2 separate regions of the Homo sapiens genome follow, and region 1 is linked to region 2. A link is a loop called in an ENCODE intact Hi-C map of the cell type or tissue named here. Cell type or tissue: heart right ventricle. All regions are shown on one strand. Each heading gives the region's core, and the rest is flanking DNA. Links, peaks and the distances in the headings are about the cores only.

Evidence for each region. Peaks named below come from ENCODE experiments on the same cell type or tissue, not always from the same donor. Only the 100,000 strongest peaks of a DNase experiment are listed, where the experiment ranks them.
Region 1: a loop joins it to region 2, with 1.9 times the contacts of the local background. A loop is called at or near these places in 13 of 110 quality-filtered maps.

The regions. Positions count from the first base shown.
Region 1 is chr3:114,390,315-114,400,397 of GRCh38, forward strand. The region is part of intron 7 of ZBTB20 (zinc finger and BTB domain containing 20); the gene reads right to left. Among named protein-coding and RNA genes, the nearest start is that of ZBTB20-AS1, 44 kb to the left of the region's middle. In heart right ventricle, for the core only: no CTCF peak of the experiment used is centred there; no DNase peak of the experiment used is centred there; H3K27ac peaks cover 1,275 bases.
Region 2 is chr3:114,580,825-114,590,907 of GRCh38, forward strand. The region is part of intron 6 of ZBTB20 (zinc finger and BTB domain containing 20); the gene reads right to left. Among named protein-coding and RNA genes, the nearest start is that of ZBTB20-AS5, 130 kb to the left of the region's middle. In heart right ventricle, for the core only: a CTCF peak has its summit at 4,367 (motif pointing left); a DNase peak (open chromatin) is centred at 4,315; H3K4me3 peaks cover 757 bases; H3K27ac peaks cover 2,500 bases.

The DNA of each region.
Region 1 (10,083 bases), core at 3,512-6,011, 190 kb before region 2:
TTTTACCACATTTCTGATATTCTTGATTTCATTTCAGTCTCTCTCTTTATTGCTTAGTTCTTAATGTATTCTAGTGACACCCATTGATCTGGGCATGTTCTGAGCATTCCCTCTGTCCTTCACTGCAAAGGCTCCATTTTCTTCCATAGGCTCTAACCCTGAGGACACCGAATTACCCTATTTTTTCCCCTATACCTCAGTCTGCTATTCTGCCTTCTTCACTGGCTTATTTTCTTTCTTCTGTTCTCTAAATGTAGACATTCCTCTAGATCCTCTCCTCAGGCTTTGTCTACCCCAGTCCTCCCTGACCTCAACAATCACTTCTCCATGGAGAGCATCCACATTGCTATCTTTAGTTCTAGCTTTTCTACAGAGCTGCACACCCACATTCTAAATAACAGCTGGTTATTGGTTCATTCGTTCCTTTGTCCATTCATTCAGTGTTTATATAGCATCTATGAGGCACCTGGATGAATACAACAGGGTCTCTAACTTTGAGAAGTTCACATCGCCATCAAATACTACACAGGCTTTTCTAATTCAGAAAGTTTAGAACTTAATTCATTGTCTTTCCTTTAAAATCTGTTCCTTCTCTAGACGTCCCATTTCCTGCCATTGGTATTCTCTTCATCCAGTTACGTGGGCCTACAGCTGGGGAGTCATCTTCAATTCTTCCGTTTTTTTTTTCTTCCTATATCCAATTAGCTACCCAATCCTGTAGATTCTACTCTGATTGTGATTCCTGAATCAATACCTGTTTTCTATACCAGCCCCTATTTCTCCCTTTGCTACCTACTGTGAGGACATCTATGAAAAGCTCCTGACTGGTTTCACTTTTCCAGTTTTTCTTTACCTCTTGTCCATCCTTCACACAAACATTACATTAATTTTTCTAAAGTGCCCTTCTAAACATATCACTTCTTTGCTTACAGTCCTCCTTGCTTATTGGATTAAATTCAAACTTCTCAGTTTGGTATTCAAAGCTGCTACAATGTAGCCCAATCTAGTTTCTCACTCTTATCTCTACACTCCATTCTACGCTCCAGCAAAGTCCTACTCTTTCCTACCATGTTCATGGTATTTCTTCCTTTCTTTCAATGTCTACATGTAGCTTCTTCAAGGGCCATCCAAATGCCACCTCATTTATGAAGCATTTCACAAAGGAGAGTGCCCTTCTTAAATATTATTAGCACATTCTGTACTACTCCCTTTGCATATTCTACCAATTAGAATGGTTATTTGTGTAATTTGTCTTCCTTCTTCATAAGCCCTTTGAAAGCTGAGACAATTTTTACTCTGAGTACCCTATAGTGGGCCATGACTTCTTGCACGTTAAGTTTGCACTAGGCTGATAATCTGCTGAACTGAATTTAAAAAGAATAAACCCTCTTGCCTTGAGTCATAGAAACGGGGACTAAATTGAAAAGACCTAAAAGCTCATCTGCTTCAACCCCCTCATTTTTCAGACGAAGAGATGAAGGGAACTGACTTGCTCAAGGTCGCATCCTTGTTAGTGGCTGGGCAAGGATAACAGACATAAAAGGCCACAGACTAATATTTATCAGTGCTTACTTGGCACCAATAGGCCCAACAGATCATCAGTAATGACAAGACCAGAGAGAGGGAGGTTGGGGTGTGTAACCTGCAAAAATATATTGTGTTCCAAAATATAACAAATTTGCTTCATTTATTTGCTTCAACAAACCGAACTAATAAATATGTTTTATAGTTAAATGTTGTCTAAAAAATGAGGGTGGATTTAAAAAACAAGGAAGCAAAGTTTTCTAACATTACCAGCAGAAATAATTATGACAATACTGTCAACACCACTGGGGAGGAGGTGCGGATGGTTAATGGGTACAAAAAATAGAAAGAATGAATACGACCTACTATTTGATAGCACAACAGAGTGACTATAGTCAATAATAACTTAATCGTACATTTTAAAATAACTAAAAGAGGGTAATTGGATTGTTTGTAACACAAAAGATAAATGCTTAAGAGGATATATGCCCCGTTCTCCATGATGGGATTATTTCACACGGCATGCCTATATCAAAACATCTCATGTACCCCAGAAATATATACACCTACTATGTACCCACAAAAATTAAAAACAAATAAAATGTTAAAAATACCACTGGGGTGATAAACTCAGGCTGAAAATAAGAATAAAGAAATTTCTCATGCTTTGGAAAAGCTGTGTGTTCAGCTGGAGTTCTTGGTGAAAACATGCAGTAATTCCGTGGTTAAATTCATTACTTTGTAGAAACAAACTATTGGCAATCTGCTATTATGCCACATTAACACTTCTTTTTCCACCTAGCTTAGCCTAGTACTCATTCTCTAGGTTTGTTTAAATGTTTACTTGTTTTTCTTTCCTTATATTACTAATTTACTTGTAGAAATGCATAGACAATTGCCTCTGAGTCTGTTCAAATTTTCTTGCCTTGTTCTTCTCTTGTAGTAGAGGAAACATTAGTTGTTTCTCTTCTCTATCCTTATCCTCAAACAGAATCATTTTCTCTCACCCAAAGATGAAAAGCCCAACAAAACATGCTGTGGGGATAATAGTGTTTACCTAGGTGAGGAAAACAGACTTTTCCAGGGAATCTCAGTAATTATTACTTGGCCAGAAAAGCTCAGCTCTTAAATGTTAGCTCCAATACTACAAGACCTCATCTGCATCTCCCAGGTGAGCGCTTGACTCACTGTTACTCACCAGAGGAAAACCTTGGTAGGTAGCATTAATCAAACTCTTTTTGGCCAGTATGGTGGAGCCATGCTACGCATTGAGACATCCATTAAATAGCATCACCCCAGCAGCCACACAAACAGCAAAATGGGCTCAAGAGCTCTTCATTGTTCTTTCTAACCCATCATAAGGCTGGACAGATTATTGACACTTCACCAGATAGAACTTACTTCTCCTTTTGCCCCCTGGCAACTACATTAAAATCATAAAGGAAATCACTCATCAATAGTACATTGCAGTGAAAAATTATCTGGCAAATTTACAAATCCTTTGTGTAATTATATAAATGTACATTTTAAATATATCTAAAATCTGATTTACATTGTGCATTTTATAATTAATACAACCATAGTATGTCTGTCCTTTAATTAAATCCTTCTTTCTCAGTCCCACATCCTGCTGCTATAATCTTACTTTCATTTTTGGCAAAGTGTCACCTAGCTCCATCTTCTTTCCCCTTTTGCCTTAGTACACACCTGAGCGTCTATTAATCAGAACCACTGCATGGTGTGTCATGTTTTATTGCTTAAAGGGTGGTTACACTCTAAAAAAGATTCGGTGAGAATGACTTCATGGGGTTTCACATTTATTCTCTTTTAATGACTTTCATATCCAGTGTACTCGGTTTTTAAGTCAAAAGATAATTTTGAGGGGCTGCTGATGCCACAAATTCTCCCTAGAACCTGAAAATCCAGCTGTTGTCTCTGCTTCTTACATCATCACTGTAATAAAGAATCTGCTCTTGGAACCCAGCTGGCAAGTTTCTTGATGGTGTCAGAGGCGAACAGACAGTAGGTCACTTCTCTACAGCCCGTTTCATTGTTGGCGTTTCTGCAGATCTGTCTTGGAAGCCCTTAGAGAGCAGAGCTGTTATGAAATACACTGCCACATATCAATGTAAGGAACTTTCTGCAGATGTCTACTTTGAGTATGGCCTGTCCCAGTCCTAGGAAATCACACCACATCGTTCTAAAATTATAGATGGGGGGTTCATGATTAAAGTTTACAAGAAAGGTAATAGTAACAATAACAGCTAGCATTTATTGGATGTCTAAATTTTATCAGGGACTGCACCAGGCATTTTTATAAATGAGTATGTTCTTGTTTAACCCTCATAGCAATGCTATGGTGTATGTTTTAGTATACCCATTTTACAGATAAGGAAAAGTGAGACTTAATGGGCTTACGTAACAGGTCGAAGTTTAGAAAGCTACTGGATAGTGAGGCCAGAATCCAAACCCAGATCTCTCTGAGTCTAAATCTGTACTCTTTTCACTATATAACAACTGTTCCAATGCAGCATGGACACGGGACACATTTCTAGTTCCCGCTGTGATCACAGTACAAGGAAGATGCTTATTTCCACGATGGTTCAGAGCCACTGGAAAGATCTGGGAGCACAGACTCCAGGAGAAGGAACTATTTCAGAAACTGCCAATAAGTATAGTCCCTTCCCTCCTCCTTTCTAATTGCAGATGAGAATGTCCTCTAACAGTCTTCTCAAACTCTAATGAACAAACGAATCACCCAGGGCTTCTGATTCAGCATGTCTGGGGTGGAGCTTGTGATCCTGCATTTCTGAGAAGCTCCCAGGTGATGCTGATGCTACTGGTCTGGGACCACAGGTCTTATTTCTGACACTCTCCTTTCTACTAGGGTTGTTTTTGAAGGAGCAGTTCAAGCCAAATAACTTGGCTAACAGTTCACACAGCCAGCCGACTGGCTTCTGATTCTAGGCCAGTTTGTCAGGTCATCAGGCATTACACAGAATTCAAGGAGTTCTTAGCATAGAGCACACTGTCAAAAAATTGTTTTTAGATCCCCAAGGGTTTTCCCCTCTCTCTGGAAATTCAAAATGATAATGTCTCTAACATGTAAAGTTCCTATTTTTTTACATTATTGTTATTTTTAACAATAATTATCTGGTAATAATTCAAATAACACCTTCCCTCTGAGAAATTCAATGAGCTTTACTAACCTTAATTGTCTAACAGCAATTCCCAGGTGAAGATAAAGCTGTCTCAAAGATCATAGTAAATTTAAAATTGTTCCACTTCCCTCGTTTCTTTGCCCCAAATGTAGTGGTGAGTTAGTGGGGACGGGTTACTAATTGGCAAAGGCCCACTATCATAATTTGAGGCACAGCAAATTTCATAAAAAGGATACATCTAAGAAATATTTAGCAGAGAGGTCATTGTGGGGAATACAATGTTAGAAAAAAAAGAGTTAGAAAGTGTAAGATAAGAAAAGAGAAAGCAAAATCAGGACTAGCTGATGACCTCCGATGAGACATTTAACCTCTAGGTGGCTCAGCTTTTCTATCTGCAAAAAGAGGAGGTTGGTTTTATGATTTTTAAGGTCCCTTAAAACTCTAATAGTCCCCTGAGAAGGAAGATGTGGGAATTAAGTAGCTCATCAACCTGTTAAACCATTAAACATGTTAAGGAAGTCTATTTGACTTTTAACTTTTTAGCTAATTACCCGAAACAAATTCCCAAGTCTACGTCACCAGCCCCACCTCTCTGGAAAGTGGTGAGAAAACCATTTAATGAATAAGGCACCAAAGACATCACGGCCAGATAAACTAATCAGGAACACCATCGTCAGCTTACTGATGCTGTGATAACTATTTTACTTTTTAGGTTTTAGTTCCTTAATTAACCACTAGTTAATACCCATGTCCATAAGAAACACCTCTGATGGCTTGAAGACCCCTGGGATGGCCCTGCCAACACAAGGTGGAATCACAATCCCACTGTTTGTCACATTAAATCTATGTTAATTTTCTCCATAGAGACCTCTTGATTCCTCTTTGACAGTTCATAAACTCTGTTAATATAAGTTGCACATCCCATGCCATGAGCGTTAGCATTATCAGATACAGTTGATTCTTGTTTAAAATAAGAGATCTTTTGGATCAGAGTACATGTAAACACACACACCCACACACCCACACACACAATCATGAATTTCTGGTATTAATGAATCTGGCCTGGTGATGGGAACCCCTCTATTATGTCACCGGATACTGGAACCTTCTTATCCAGAAAGCCTGCCACAGGTCATGTTAATAAGATCGTTTTAAACTTTGTAATGAGAATTCTAACATGAGCATGATTTATGACACAGCATTTTATTTGGTATTATCAGAGTTTCCTATACCTTACCTCTTACAGTGAGTATGTGTTCTGAATTAACCATTATAGTTTGTGGTAAATGGAAAAAAAGGTACAGAGAAACATCACAGTGGCATTACTCCAGATAACACACTCTGTCACTGTTCCCAAAGTGAACATCATTTCCCTCTTCCTGCTCCCATCACTTCAATAGTAACTTTGGCTATTACTGACTAAATGCTTACCGTGTGGCAGGCATTGAGCCTTTTCACAGATAACTTTATTTTCTTACAATTACTCTTTGAAGTTGGGAATTATATTCCCATTTTATAGACGAAGGAGGTGAAACTGATACTCAGGAAAGGTACAGTTATTGGTCATCAGTCATGAAGGCAGAGGGTAGCAAAGCAGAGTTAAGGGCCAGGTTCTAACCACATGTTCTAGAGCTTAACCTATACCAGGCTCACAATCACCAAACCACTGATCTGCCTTCATTCCACTCCTCTTCATTTGTGATCCCCACCATTGGCTTAGGCTAGATTCTTCTTCATGGCTCTCTCATGTCTTCTTGAATATTTCTTGAAATTTCTCAAAACCTTCTACACTTGATTTATGTTTTCCCTCCCTGTATTAATAATTTAATCCAAAAACTCATTAACACTTCTTTTCAACAGACTTTATCACCCCTTTTCTTAGCTCTCATACTCCTTCTAAATTACTCTTTTGAGGCCTCACATTTGACATCAGATGTTCCACACCCAGCTATTGAACTCACTTTCCCAGAAGCCCAAGGAACCTATTGTTTTCAGCTGGTTCATTAGTAGGCCCCAGTTGGCCTTACCAGATGTATTTGTCCAGTTTGATCTTGCCCCATGATCAACCATTTCAACACTGTCCTCAGTAACCATGCAGATTTCCTTCCTTTTCTAACTTTCTATGTGCAGTGCCTCCTTTTACATTCATCAACTGTGAATCTGTATCACCATTCTCCATTTGCTCCCACTCTCAGAACAAAAGGCTACACATGCATGCTACCTGGACCTATGCTCCTGCCCACTGTTTCCAGGTACAACCTATGGCAGTTTTTCTTAGTTTGTTCTCCTTTATGAAGTCCCATTCTCTTTTTCAGTTGATGAGCTAGCATCCTAGTTTAATAAAAGGATCTACACCATGCAGTGTGGTAAGCTTATTAGCTCTCATCTCCTCTAATATCTCTGAATTTTCATTATTTTATTTCCTCAGGATATATCTTTTCCCATGTTCCCTTCGTATCTTGAAGGTTATTCTCTCTACTTCTCTTTATCTTCCTTTGGTTTCATCAGGGATACTTTCTCTGTAGCTGATAGCATATCAATTTCTAATAGTACTAGATTAATCATCACCACATACCTTTTTTTTTTTTGTCCCGCATTCAACTCCTGCCCTTCAAAAATCTTTTCAGATGGTGTATCTTAAAGTGTGTTTCATACTGGAACTTCAAGATGCATCTCAAAAAAAGTTCCTCAGTCAAGTAAGTTTAGGAAACACTGAAAACTATATATTCTATTTTCAAACTCGCAAGTGTACACAGGATATTAAGGTGCTGGAAGCCTAATCTTTGTCCAGGCTTACCGGATTACAGACTCCCCCATCCCCCTTTTTAATGGAACACTTATTTAACCTCAGAATATGCTTCGGGAAAAGATGCTTTAAGGGATTCCCCTGGTTCCAAACTCTTAAGCCTGGGCTCGGAAATTCACTGACTCCCTATCAAATGAGTCCTCTCAGATTTCCTTTCCATTAATACTCCACATGGTCTAAACTGGTTAACTTATAGGGTGTCAGAAAGACTAAGCACATTTCTATCTCTGAGCTACTGTATATACCAGTTTGGCTGCTTGGAATACCTTTATCACCTTTCAAAAAATTATATAGGACTTTTTTCTCCTTCAGGGTCCATATATAAAAATGTATCCTTTATGAAATTTTCCCTTGTGAAGACTGCTTTAGCCCATAATGTTTTCTGCCACTTTTTAAGTACTTCAATAAATGGTTATGGTTTACTGCCTGTTTGCTATATTATTAGCGAGGGTGTACATCCTCTTGGGTAGGAACCTTGTTTTATACACTACAGAGACCCCAGCTTTTTGAGCACAGTAGGATGTTATAACCATGTCATCGGTTAATATAAACAGAAATGGATGGCATTAAGACATGATGGTTTAAAACCCAATTTCTGTAGCTATTGGAATAGTTTAAGATGCTAACAGCCCAGGTGAAATGTTCCATCACAATATTGGGAAGAAACACTACCCGCCATCACTGCCATTGCCCTGAAAATGATACCATGTGTGTCTAAGGATGTGGATAAAGGCTAGATACAGAAGAGCAAAGGCAGCTCCGTTCTTAGGTGAAAGTAAGAATTTGCATTAGTTAACACCAAATGGCGATAAGATTAAAATAATCTAGGAACATCAAGTGATCCATGAAAGGAATCACTGGAATATACCAATGGTAAAATTACCATTCATAATCATTAAATCATGGTAACTTGATGAAAAGAAAAAGGATATTTTCCTACTTAAGGAAGTCAGGGTAAGTATTGTCTGAGGTTCCACTGTGTGCTATTGTGCCTGGTATACAGAATGTGTAGCAACTATTTACAGAATCTGCTACTGCCTTCTAGTCACATTCCAAATTCTATCTCTTTGAATCAGTCTGGAGACACAATACATTGGTGAATTCAAGGCAGCTTGGCAACGACTGGCACAACATAAAACCCCAAATAATGAATTCCATCTTTCCCATAAAGCTCTTTTATTGACACAACATACAACAGCGCAGGGCAGGTTGTCTCGGGCTAGTGTGTAATAACTAGATGTTAAGGGGCCCTGAGTTTTTCAGATTAGATGTTATCTGAAGTTGGGACTCAGCAGGTTCCCTAACAGTGAATTTTTAGTGGGCCTACGACTAGAAGTTTGGTCTCTTGATGCTTAGTCAGGGAGTTTTATTATGTGAGAGAGAAAAGTATAGCTTTCTTTCTTAAAACTGCAGCAATTTCATATTTTAGCAGAAGAGAAAGTGCATTTTATTAGAGTATAACCTGTGGAGTATTTTGCTACCTTCCTGGATATAAAGCGGTATACAAACAAAAAATTTAATAAAAAGCTATTTTATAAATAAGAATGTTTACTTGTGTTTACCTTAAAATAGGTATAGCTTGTATTATTTAACATGTGAAATAGAAGGATAATGGTAAAATTTCATAAATATAAAATTCTGTGTCCGTCTTCAGTTAAAATTCGTAACAGTGTATCAGAGTGTTGGTTATTAGTAGTAATCAATAATAAGTATTTTTTAAATTGGAATTTTTATTGCAGGAGATTATTGGGTGGGTGAAGCTAAATGGCCTAGATGTTTTCCTGTCATGTCAATACTTAAGAATTGTCTTTCTGGGCAATTTACACATGTGAGAGTGAAAATGAAGGGTGGCCTGCCTATTGGGTGTGTAACAGGCCACCGGGGCAAGACTGCTATTTTCTGAGAGCCATGGGCAGTTTCTGCAATAAAGTATCTGAGTTTCTTCTTTTTGTAGTAAAAATAAATAGTTTACTTTTATGTTCTGGGTGAAGCCTGAGATCTCTGGATCTCTTTGCTGGATTTCACTCTTGGTGGGGGCAGGGAGATACTATTGGCAATGCTTTATATATATTGACCTAGACATGTTAAAGATTATGTGGTACTTTCATGAACACTCTAAAAATGAGTTCTCCCTATCATGAGTTGCATAGATGAGGAGATTGAGGTGGATGGGGTGAAGAGGAAGGAAAGGGCAGTTTAAGCGGGCTAGCTAATGAGTAGTAGAACTTAATCTAAAACCAAGATTTTCAGCAGAAAATGCTTTTTTTCCCCAAAAAATGCCATGGTTGTCAACAAGCTTTGTAGCAAATCTGGGGCAGAGCACTAGATGGAGAATCAGAAGATCTGCCTTGTCTTCCTGGATCTGGTAAGAACCAGCCGTGTGACCATGGCCAAGTCACTAACTTTTGTGAGTCTTATTGTTCTCACTTATAAAGTCATGAGCAAGGAATCAATGAATGGCATAATACTTGTAAGCTGTAAAATCTCTCTCTTGTAAAATGGTATTGACAATAATGTATGCTTTGCCTATCTTATAAAGTTGTGAGGCTAAAATAAGCTGATCCATGTGGAAGTGCTTTGTATAGTGTGGAG
Region 2 (10,083 bases), core at 3,171-5,670:
GTATGTCACTGGGCAGCAAGACACATTATAAAAATGTCAATTCTCCCCAGATTATTTTCTAATGTTAATGTAATTACAAATAAAATTCAGCAAGACTTTTGCCAAACTTGACCAACTAGCCCTAAAACTCATATTGAATAGCAAAAGACCAAGGGAGCTAAAAGAATCTTAAAAAGGAACAAGGTAGAGAGACTTATCTTACCAAGTAAAAAGAATATTATAAAGCTATGGTAATTAAGGGTTATGGTGTTAGTACAAGGATAGAAAAACAGTCCATCGGATCAAATAAAGATCATATAAACAGATTTGATATAGGCAAAAGATGGCATTATAAATTAGTTAATAAAGAATGACTAATTTTTTAAATAATGCTGGGATAACTGGGTTATCCATATGGAAAAAGAATAAAATAGGGTGCATGTAGGGTACCAGAACCAAAAATAATTCCAGAAGGATTAGAGATCTAAATGTAAATGGGAAATCTTTAAAACTGTTAGAAGAAAATACAGAAAGGTAAATGACCTTGGCATGTGAAAGGATTTCTTAAATGACATAAAAGCACAAATTATGAAGGAAAATATCAATAAGCCTAGTTGAGTTAATATTAAAAGCTTTATAAAAACAAATACTACTAAAGCCACAGTTAAAAGGGCACCTACAAATTGGGAAAAAATCTTTGTAATCTCTATGGCCCAAAATATGAAAATCCAGAATATTACAACAACAGCAACAACTAATACCAAAAACCAAATCAAGCCAAACAAAACTCTTCCAAAATAACAACAGCACAACAAATAACCCAACAGAAAGATGGACAAAAGATGCAAATTAGGCAACACAGAAGAGAAAATCCCAATGGCTTACAACTAAAAAAAAAAAAAAAGTTAATGAGATATTATTCAATTCCGATCAGACTGACAAAAATTTTAAAAAGTCTGACCATCACAAATGTTGTGAAGCATGTGGAGAAGCTCTCATAGATTGTTACTGAGAATATAAATTGGTACAAATACATTGGAGGGAGGTTTTACAATACCTAGTAAAGTTCAAAATGCATATTTCTTAAAGTTTAGCATTTCTACTTCTATGTATATATGTCTATAAAAATGTTAACTGTGGTCTTGTTTGTGATTGGGAAACAATTAAAATAATGTCCAACAATGAGAGAATTGATAAATAAATTTTAGTAATACATACAGAAGAATACATTTCATATAAACCAAAATATATAGCTTATGTAAAACTAATTCATGATGATAGAGGTTACAGTGGTTTTGCTTGTTCTTTACCTTTTGTTAAAACTTTGGAAAATTTCACCTTCAAGGGGCACATACAAAGGATTCTTCTTAGGTATTATAAATATTCTGCACCTTGGGTTGGGTGTTGTCACATGTATACTCATCAAGGTATACACTTAATTTGTCTAATTCACTGTATGTAACCTATAATAAAATAATAAAAAATAGGTTCAGAAACAAATGTTCCAAATTATTAAACTTCGTTTAACCTGGGTTCTGGATTCTTGTATTTCATATTATCCTTTATACTTCCATGTGTTTTAATTTTTTTTTTTTTTTAAAGACAGAGTCTCACTCTGTCCACCAGGCTGGAGTGCAATGGTGCCATCTCAGCCCACTACAACCTCCGCCTCCTGGGTACAAGCAATTCTCCTGCCTCAGCCTCCCGAGTAGCTTACAGGCACGTGCCATCATGCCTGGCTAATTTTTGTATTTTTAGTAGAGACAGGGTTCTGCCATGTTGGCCAGGCTGGTCTCGAACTCCTAACCTCAAGTGATCTGCCCACTTTGGCCTCCTAAAGTGCCGGGATTATAGGCGTGAGCCACCATGCCCAGCCTGTGTTTTAAATATTTTACATTAGAAAATGTATAAGGCAAACACCATAGATTTTCCTAACTAGAATTAATCGAGGTAAAGGAAAGCACTAGTGTCATCTTCTCTTCACTATCTCTGATAATAGAGCCCAATATTAGTAAGCACTTCACAGCCAAACATGCCTACAAAGTGATTATTTTGTTGAATCAAAAGCAAAAGTTTTCATTCACTTCTTGACTGACTATAGAATCTCAGGCTTCCTTAAGTGAGTGACCAGAGGGATATATTGTTGATATAGACAGATGCTGCCAATGCACAAAGATCATCCATTTAGGTTTTTCAGTTGATGAAGTGAGGCATGCATTGCCAGACTTTACTTACATGAATTAACAGAATCAACAGGTGATTTGGTATCAGTACTGCTATTGGCTGGCGGGTTTCACCTCTGGTTTCAGAAAAGAAAGAGATGATACCTTTTCAATGCTGCATTTCAAGTCAACCATATGAAAAGCAAAGTTTTATTCCAGTCACTTTTCTTTCTCTCACATTGTGGAAGAAAAGTGCCAGCCACTGCTACTCTAACCACTAACCATGGTACAGATGTTTGAAAAATGTGAAACAGAGAAATGAAACAAAAAGGAAACCCTCAAAAATTAAGTTTCGCATAAGTGAAAAATACAGTATTTATGTATCATAACTGCAAAAAGATCAATGGACTTTTTTCTCATGTATTAAACAAAAATAAACACAAACATTGATTTTTTGACTTAGTGTTTTGTTGAAACCAACAATTACAAGGACCAACTCAAACATGGCTAAAAGTGGGAATAAAAATAAGATTTCTTTTATCCTGATAAAAGATTTTTTATCACCAAGAACGTTACAGTATGACCTACTTAAGTGAATACTTATTAAAGAAACAGATTCATTTAAAAAACATGTTTTTAGGTAAATAGGAACGGTGCAAGTGTTTCTTTGAAATCTTACAAAAGATAAAAATTAATTGAACTAACTAAGGTTCCTTACCCTATGCAAATAAGAAACGGCTTAGAAAGAAATGTCTTCAAACTGTTGAAATGTATATTCCTTAGTTGGTGTAACCAATGTGAGGTCTCAGTTACTATAATAGCAAATGTTCTATTAGATTTAAGCACATCAGTGCAAATTATTAAAATGAGACTGTCTTTGTTTAAAATAAAGCTTTAAAAAATGTAATGTAATCTCTGAGGGAGTATTGCCTGAAATGAAAGTTTTAGGCCGAGCTCTGCCACAATCCTATTGCGCATCTTGGTTCATCTGATTAAACATCTTTGGGTCTCAAAATTCACATACATTCACATTTCTAAAGTGAGTGTGATATAAAGTCATAGCTTGATCATCAAACTCCTTTCTAGCCCTAAAATTCTACGTATCTAATGAGATTAATTTATCATGAGGTGTTTTTCTTCTTTCCTTTGTTAATTTCCTTACAATAAATAGACAAATAAATGATCAAATAAGCAAATAAATAAATATTAAAAAGACATACACACACTGATAGCTATCCATCTGAATAGGAAGAAAGACTTTTTTTTGTTTGCCATTATCTATCCCCTAATGTGTATTTAAAAAGAGAGCTCCCACAGAAAAGATTTTTATTTTTTTCTAAATCAAAAATAGTGTATCATTTATTTGCCATTTAAGTTCTACTAAGAAGGAAAACACAAAATCATTATGGAAATCCTATTAGGAACTTTAGAAAGAAAAAGCTGATGAAATTCCATTTACAATTCAAATTGTTCATTCACGTATTTCCTTTTGCAGAAACTTTAAATGCTGCCTCAAACTATCTTCACCTCTTTTTCCAGGGACAATATCCCTAACTCTGTTAAAAAAAAAAAAAGGCTCTCTTCTCACACCCTTCCCACCTGTCCTCTGAGGTAGTTGTTCCACAAAGCTAAGGTATAGATTACATCAAGAGATATTTGGGATGGGAGTAAAACATTTCACCCTGGAGACAGTAATGTGTGCAATTTGCCAAGTCTAAAAGAAAGTTAAGCCTCATCACCACTTTGGCAAGAAATGTGGTTCTCATGGATGGACAATGATTATCATTTTTACACAGAACTTTTGAAAATGAAAGTACCTGGGGCACCAGCCAGAAAATAAGTACGAGAATGCAAGTTTTTTGCGTCAATATTTAAATCAGACAAAACACTATCAGTGTACCCTTAACAGACCTGAAGCGTCTAGAAAGAATACAAGGCAGCTGACACCTTGGTGAATAAGAGCAGCTCAGTTTTATGAAAAGGCCAAAGTCTTAGGGCAAACTCTCTGTTGTTCCAAGTGCTGATATACCTATGGCATCAACAAAGGCAAAACACCATAGGGGGCAATAGGCAAGGCTTCTCTTACAGGCAAGGCTCCTGTTAAAGGCTGGGACCCTCTGGACTACACACTCGAGGAACCCCAAGTGTGGGTCCCTGAGGGGAGGAAGTTTCCTCAAACAGAACGGCGAGAGGCTGAAGTTACACAGTGTAGGAGTACTCCCTGCTGGCAGCTGAGGTTGGAAATGAACTGGTGATGTCCTAGAGAGGGCTGCTTAAATTTTCTATGAGGAGGCTAATGGAGATAACAGTGCTCTTGAGGGGACAAGAGCATGGGTCTGATTAGGTTTAGATAACTCCAGATATTATGCTGAGTGAGGAGGAGGTTAAGGGAAGCTACTGATGACAGGAACTCCAACAATTGACAAAAACTATGTGTAGAGCTGGTATATACAATTTTCATTTAAGTTTCCCATCTCATATCATTCTATAAAGCATACACAGCCGTATGTGCACATGTGTGTGGGGTTCAGAGGATGCAGGAAGAAATCTATTTCTGTGCAGTTCATTTTACCCCTGCAAGAACAATCTTTGAAACCGTCTAATGTATTCACATTTATGTTTTACAAGGAATCCCTTCCATACTTCTAATGGACCTGCCTGGTATGCCCCCTGTACCACTATACCTAATCCCTAGGCAGGTGGTCTTTGTATGGGCCTGGGGCAACCACACTGGTTTCTCCCCAGTGCTCTGCTCTGTTAGGGTTCTTCTGCATAATAAAATGAAGGTCAAAATGGCAGCCTGCTAAAAGCAGCAGTATTTCAGTTGCAGGAATAACTTGCTTGTCATCAACTTGTTAATGCAATAGTCAAACATTTCTCTGACATGTACAGTATCAGCTAACTTCAGCAGATAAAGGGTCTAGAACAGGAAGATGCTGCAGATGCTTTAGCTCGGAGGAAGGCTTAGCAGAGCCAAAACGTCAGCAGGGCCTGTTTGTTCCATACTTTCCATCGGGCTCTGTGAAAGAAATGTTAGATTACTGCAATGACAAGTTTGTGACAAGCAAGTCATTTGTGCAACTGGTGCGCTCCTGTTTTTATCTGTTTACCATTCAGACTTGTGAATGCCATTTCAAGCACTTAGAGGATTTCTGGCTCCCATTAAGGGGAAATGGTTCCTCCATGTTTAGAATTTTCTACCTCAAAGAGAATTACTAAGCAATTATTTGTTCCTGTGGTCAGTGTCACACAAAAGCACTCTTGAGTTGTTTAGCTGGACTCTGAATCATGAAATGAAGTCCTGAAGACTGGATAGCTTGGAGCATCAAAAATTTCCCATCTAGTTTATTGGAATGACTACAAAGCAAGCCTGTGAGAGACAATAAAATTATGGCCAGCTTGAAATACCTTGCCCTTTTGCTCTGGGATCATATATCAAGGCCATATGCTTCAAGCCACATAAACTCACTTGTAACAAGTAGATCCTGAGAAGCTAAGGCCTGGCGATGTCACACTGACATGTGATTTAGCATATGACTGTTTTGGTGACAAGGACCACTTTAGCTGTTGAGAAGAGAATTTCCACTGACTTCTCTCTATACCTTGTGGGTAACTATAGGGTCAATACTAATCCAGAGAACATTTTAACTGTGGTAAAATAAAGTAATATAATATCAAATTAATAACTAGGGCCATCCTCACTAGGCTGACTTTTTAATAGTGAATGGAGACCCTGGCAGATTTGAGATCAAGAATTCAAGATCCTCTCATTAGGTCCTTCACCTGAAGTTGCTGAGTTTCTTCAAGTCATTTTAACCTCCTGGGACGAAGGTAGAAAATAACAGCACATGTTCCTTTCCATCTGACATAAATGGTCTCAGGGTCAATATTACAAAAGATGAAGAGTGCCTTCAGACTCAAGAACAAGAATGATACTCTCTAAACATCATTTATTCTTTCTACAATTTTACATTTTTGCCCATTGTTGGTACTGAATTTATACATAACTCTAGGTATAACTCCCTTTTTTTTTTTTTTTTTTTTTTTTGAGATGAAGTCTCACTCTTGTCACCCAGGCTGGAGTGCAATGGTGTGATCTTGGCTCACGGCAACCTCCATCTCCCGGGTTCAAGCGATTCTCCTGCCTCAGCCTCCTGAGCAGCTGGGACTACAGGCACCCACCACCACACCCGGCTAATTTTTGTATTTTTAGTAGAGACGGGGTTTCACCATGTTGGACAGGCTGGTCTCGAACTCCTGACTACAGGTGATCTGCCCACCTCGGCCTCTCAAAGTGCTGGGATTACAGGTGTGAGCCACCGTGCCTGGCCCAATTCTAGGTATAACTCTTAAAGAACATAACAGAATGAGGCTTTGAAGCAGACACAGATGTACACTATCTGGGGAAGCAAGTCAAAGCCGGAACAGGTGGAATGTCAAGGACTAGACAAAAGTAATGATGTAAAGTGAAGCAGAGCTTAGAAAGGGCTACTAGAGAATGTTACAGAAAGCGATAATAGTACTCATTGAATAAAAATTTTATTGTGAATGATCCTGTGCCAGACACTATGTGTATTATACAATTTACATGTGTAATTTAATCATTACAATAATTCTATGGCATATGCATGCTCAATATTTTTTCAGATGTGAGAACTAAAATGTAGGGAGTTAAGTACTTCACACCATAAATATGTAAGCTGCAGAGATTTGAAACCAGTTTTCCATTGTTCCAAAGCCCATGTACTCTTAACCATAGAAGAACGAAAGTCATTTCCACTGCCTCCAGAAGCCTTTTCTCTCTTGCTTACTGGAAAACATTTCAGTCTGGAAATACAGGAATTCACTAATTTGATACAAAAGGGCCAGTGAGAAGATTCTAGCTCTATCTGTATTGCCATCCTTGTTAGGCCTCTGAGAAAGCTGAGTTTCATCAAGATGTCATTCCTTTCTCCAGGCCTGACCTATTCCTACTTTAATGCACTGGGGAAGAGGTAAGTGATTCTAACCTAATCACATATCTCCGTGCTATGAATGGAGGGTGTTTGGCGGCATCTCCTTGTGTCCATGACAATTCCTTTCTCTCTCTTCATGTGTATAGCCTTTAGTTCATCCTACTCTTTGCTCCCATATTACTTCCAGGGGGCCTTCTTTTGTCACTTGTCTGCTATTCTGTTTTAGGTGGGGGAAGGGGCGGACAGCTTTCTTACCATGACAAGGATCACTGAAACAGTCTCAACTTCAAACTTTGCACAGAATGTATCCTTTGTTCGGTCTTCTGCTTTGTTTCTCTTTAATGATAGCTTTGCCATGAGTCCCATTCGTATGTAACTCAGAGCTATGCAAATCAAGCTGGTAAGCAAGCATTTGCAGTTACTCAGTCTTAAAATGAATATGTGTCCAACCAGTGGAAACCTGAGTGAGGAATGTCTCCTGAACATTATGTGTGGAATGGCTCCTTTCCTTGATGGGTGGCAAATAATAAACTCAGTGAGATCTGCATTATATTCCCTGGTCTCTTTTAGTGTATGCTCAGAGTGGGTCACAAGAGTGGTTTTAGCTTATGTAAAATTTTTTCTTATAGTATTTCCAATTTTTTTTAACTTCTTGATGTCTCCCAAACACAGAATTCTTAATAGCTACTGAAAAATCCCCATGCCTGAAGAATCCTAAGATCCCAGGGCAAAAATATGGTAAAGAACATTAAACAACCCATGGTCTGGGTCTTAATCTGGTGCTCACAGTGATCATTCAGTCTCTGCTGCATACCACCAGGGCACGGAACTCTCCACTGTAGGATACTTCTTTCTGTTCTGTTCTTCCTTATGCTGAATCTTAATCCATATTAGTCTGTTCTCATGCTGCTATGAAGAAATACCCAAGACTGGGTAATTTATAAAGAAAAGAAGTTTATATGACTCAGTTTCGCATGGCTGGGGAAGCCTCAGGAAACTTACAATCATAGCAGAAGGCACCTCTTCACCGGGCAACAGGAGAGAGAATGAGTGCTGAGCAAAGGGGGAAAAGCCCCTTATAAAACCATCAGATCTCATGAGAACTCACTCACCATCACGAGAAAATCATGGGAGTAACTGCTTCCATGATTCAATTACTTCTCACCAGGTCCCTCCCACGACACATGAAGATTATGGGAACTACAATTCAAGATGAGATTTGGGTGAGGACACAGCCAAACCATATCATAATCTATCTTTCTAAAATCCCCCCAGTGCGTCTAGTTCTTTCTCACCCTAAATTTCAGTTCAGAGCTTCAGAAAATTATTAGTTTAATGACTCATTTAATGACAACCCTTGTGTGTATTACATACCAACAACTGGGTTTAGATTGTCCTGCCTTGTCCCTTTCTCCTCACCCAACATGATTTAAATTCCCACTCTATCCCTCTGACAAGCCGGGGAGAAATAAAAGCCAGTCACACCCATTTCTCATTTCCATTTGGATGCAGGTAGTACTGGTGGCAAAGCATTCTTAATCTCTTTGATTTTCTGTCCTATTCTGTGGAAAATCTTTCCTGACAACCTCAGGCATCTTTGATTGATATGGCTATTTATAGATTGACCATTTAATTTATTGTCCAAGCAGGGACACTTTTGACAGTGAAAGGGCCTTATAAATAATTATACCAAGACTACAGACTTAAACAAGAACTTTCCCAGGCAAACTTACATAACACCTTGCATATACTTTTACTTCAATACCCATCTTTTTGCATAAAAACTTTCATGTCTATTTTTCCCACCAACCTGTGAACACTCTTTAGCAACAGAAACATATTTTTACCTATGCAGCTTCAGTTCCTAGAAAAGTGCTTGTAAGTATAAAGACCTGGGGGTAAATATGTACTGACGCACATGCATATGCCTATATGCATGTGTATGTGTTTGAATTGATGGTATATTTTTCCATAATTACATTCTGTGGACCTCTCCCCTTATTTCATAGCAAATACCACCAACACATGTTAACTTCATATTTTTGGAGATGAATCAAAAATATTTCACTTAATGCCATAGGAAGGAAATGGTCTGAGTATATTGGTAATGGGTTTGCTTTTAATATTGACAGCAACAAACAGAAAGTGAAATGTGATAAATTTTCCACTAAAAGTCTACTGCATATTTTTTTAACAAAGCACTGAACAATAAGCTTTAATCGCTTTCTTCACAAGTATTATAAATTGTTTCAGGCCGTGTGCGAAGGCTCACGCTTGTAATCCCAGCATTTTGGGAGGGCGAGGCGGGCGGATCACCTGAGGTCAGGAGTTTGAGACCAAGAACGGCCAACATGGTGAAACCCCGTCTCTACTAAAAATACAAAAATTAGCCAGTCATGATGGTGGGCACCTGTTATCCCAGCAGGAGGCTGAGGCAAGTGAATCGCTTGAACTTGGGAGGCGGAGGTTGCAGTGAAGCTGAGATGGTGCCACTGCACTCCAGCCTGCAGCCTGGGCGAAAGACTGAGACTCCGTCTCAAAAAATAAAAATAAATAAATAAATTTATTTATTAATTTATTTAATAAAAAATAAAAATAAATAAAAAATAAACAAAAATAAAAATAAATAAATAAATAAAAATTTCAGCAGCTGTATCCACAATTTCAAGTTTGTAGTAAATGAGTTATTATAGGAAATGATGGTAATTTAAGAGTGATCCTTTAATCTCCATTAAAATGTTGGTGGCATTTCTATTGCTTTCACCCTCGTCAAGCACATTTGGAAGTCCTGGTAACTTTTGGCAGTTTTTTTGCTTCTGAGTAACTGTGGCTTTAAGAAAAAGAAAGGTAAGGAGAAAGTGCCTGGAAAATGTGAACCACTTAGAGAAGTCATTTCTTCCCTTCTCGCTGACACATGCAGACCATTCCAGAAAGATATGACTCTATACTGGTTAAAGAGCTTCATAGAGGATAATCTCACAACTTCC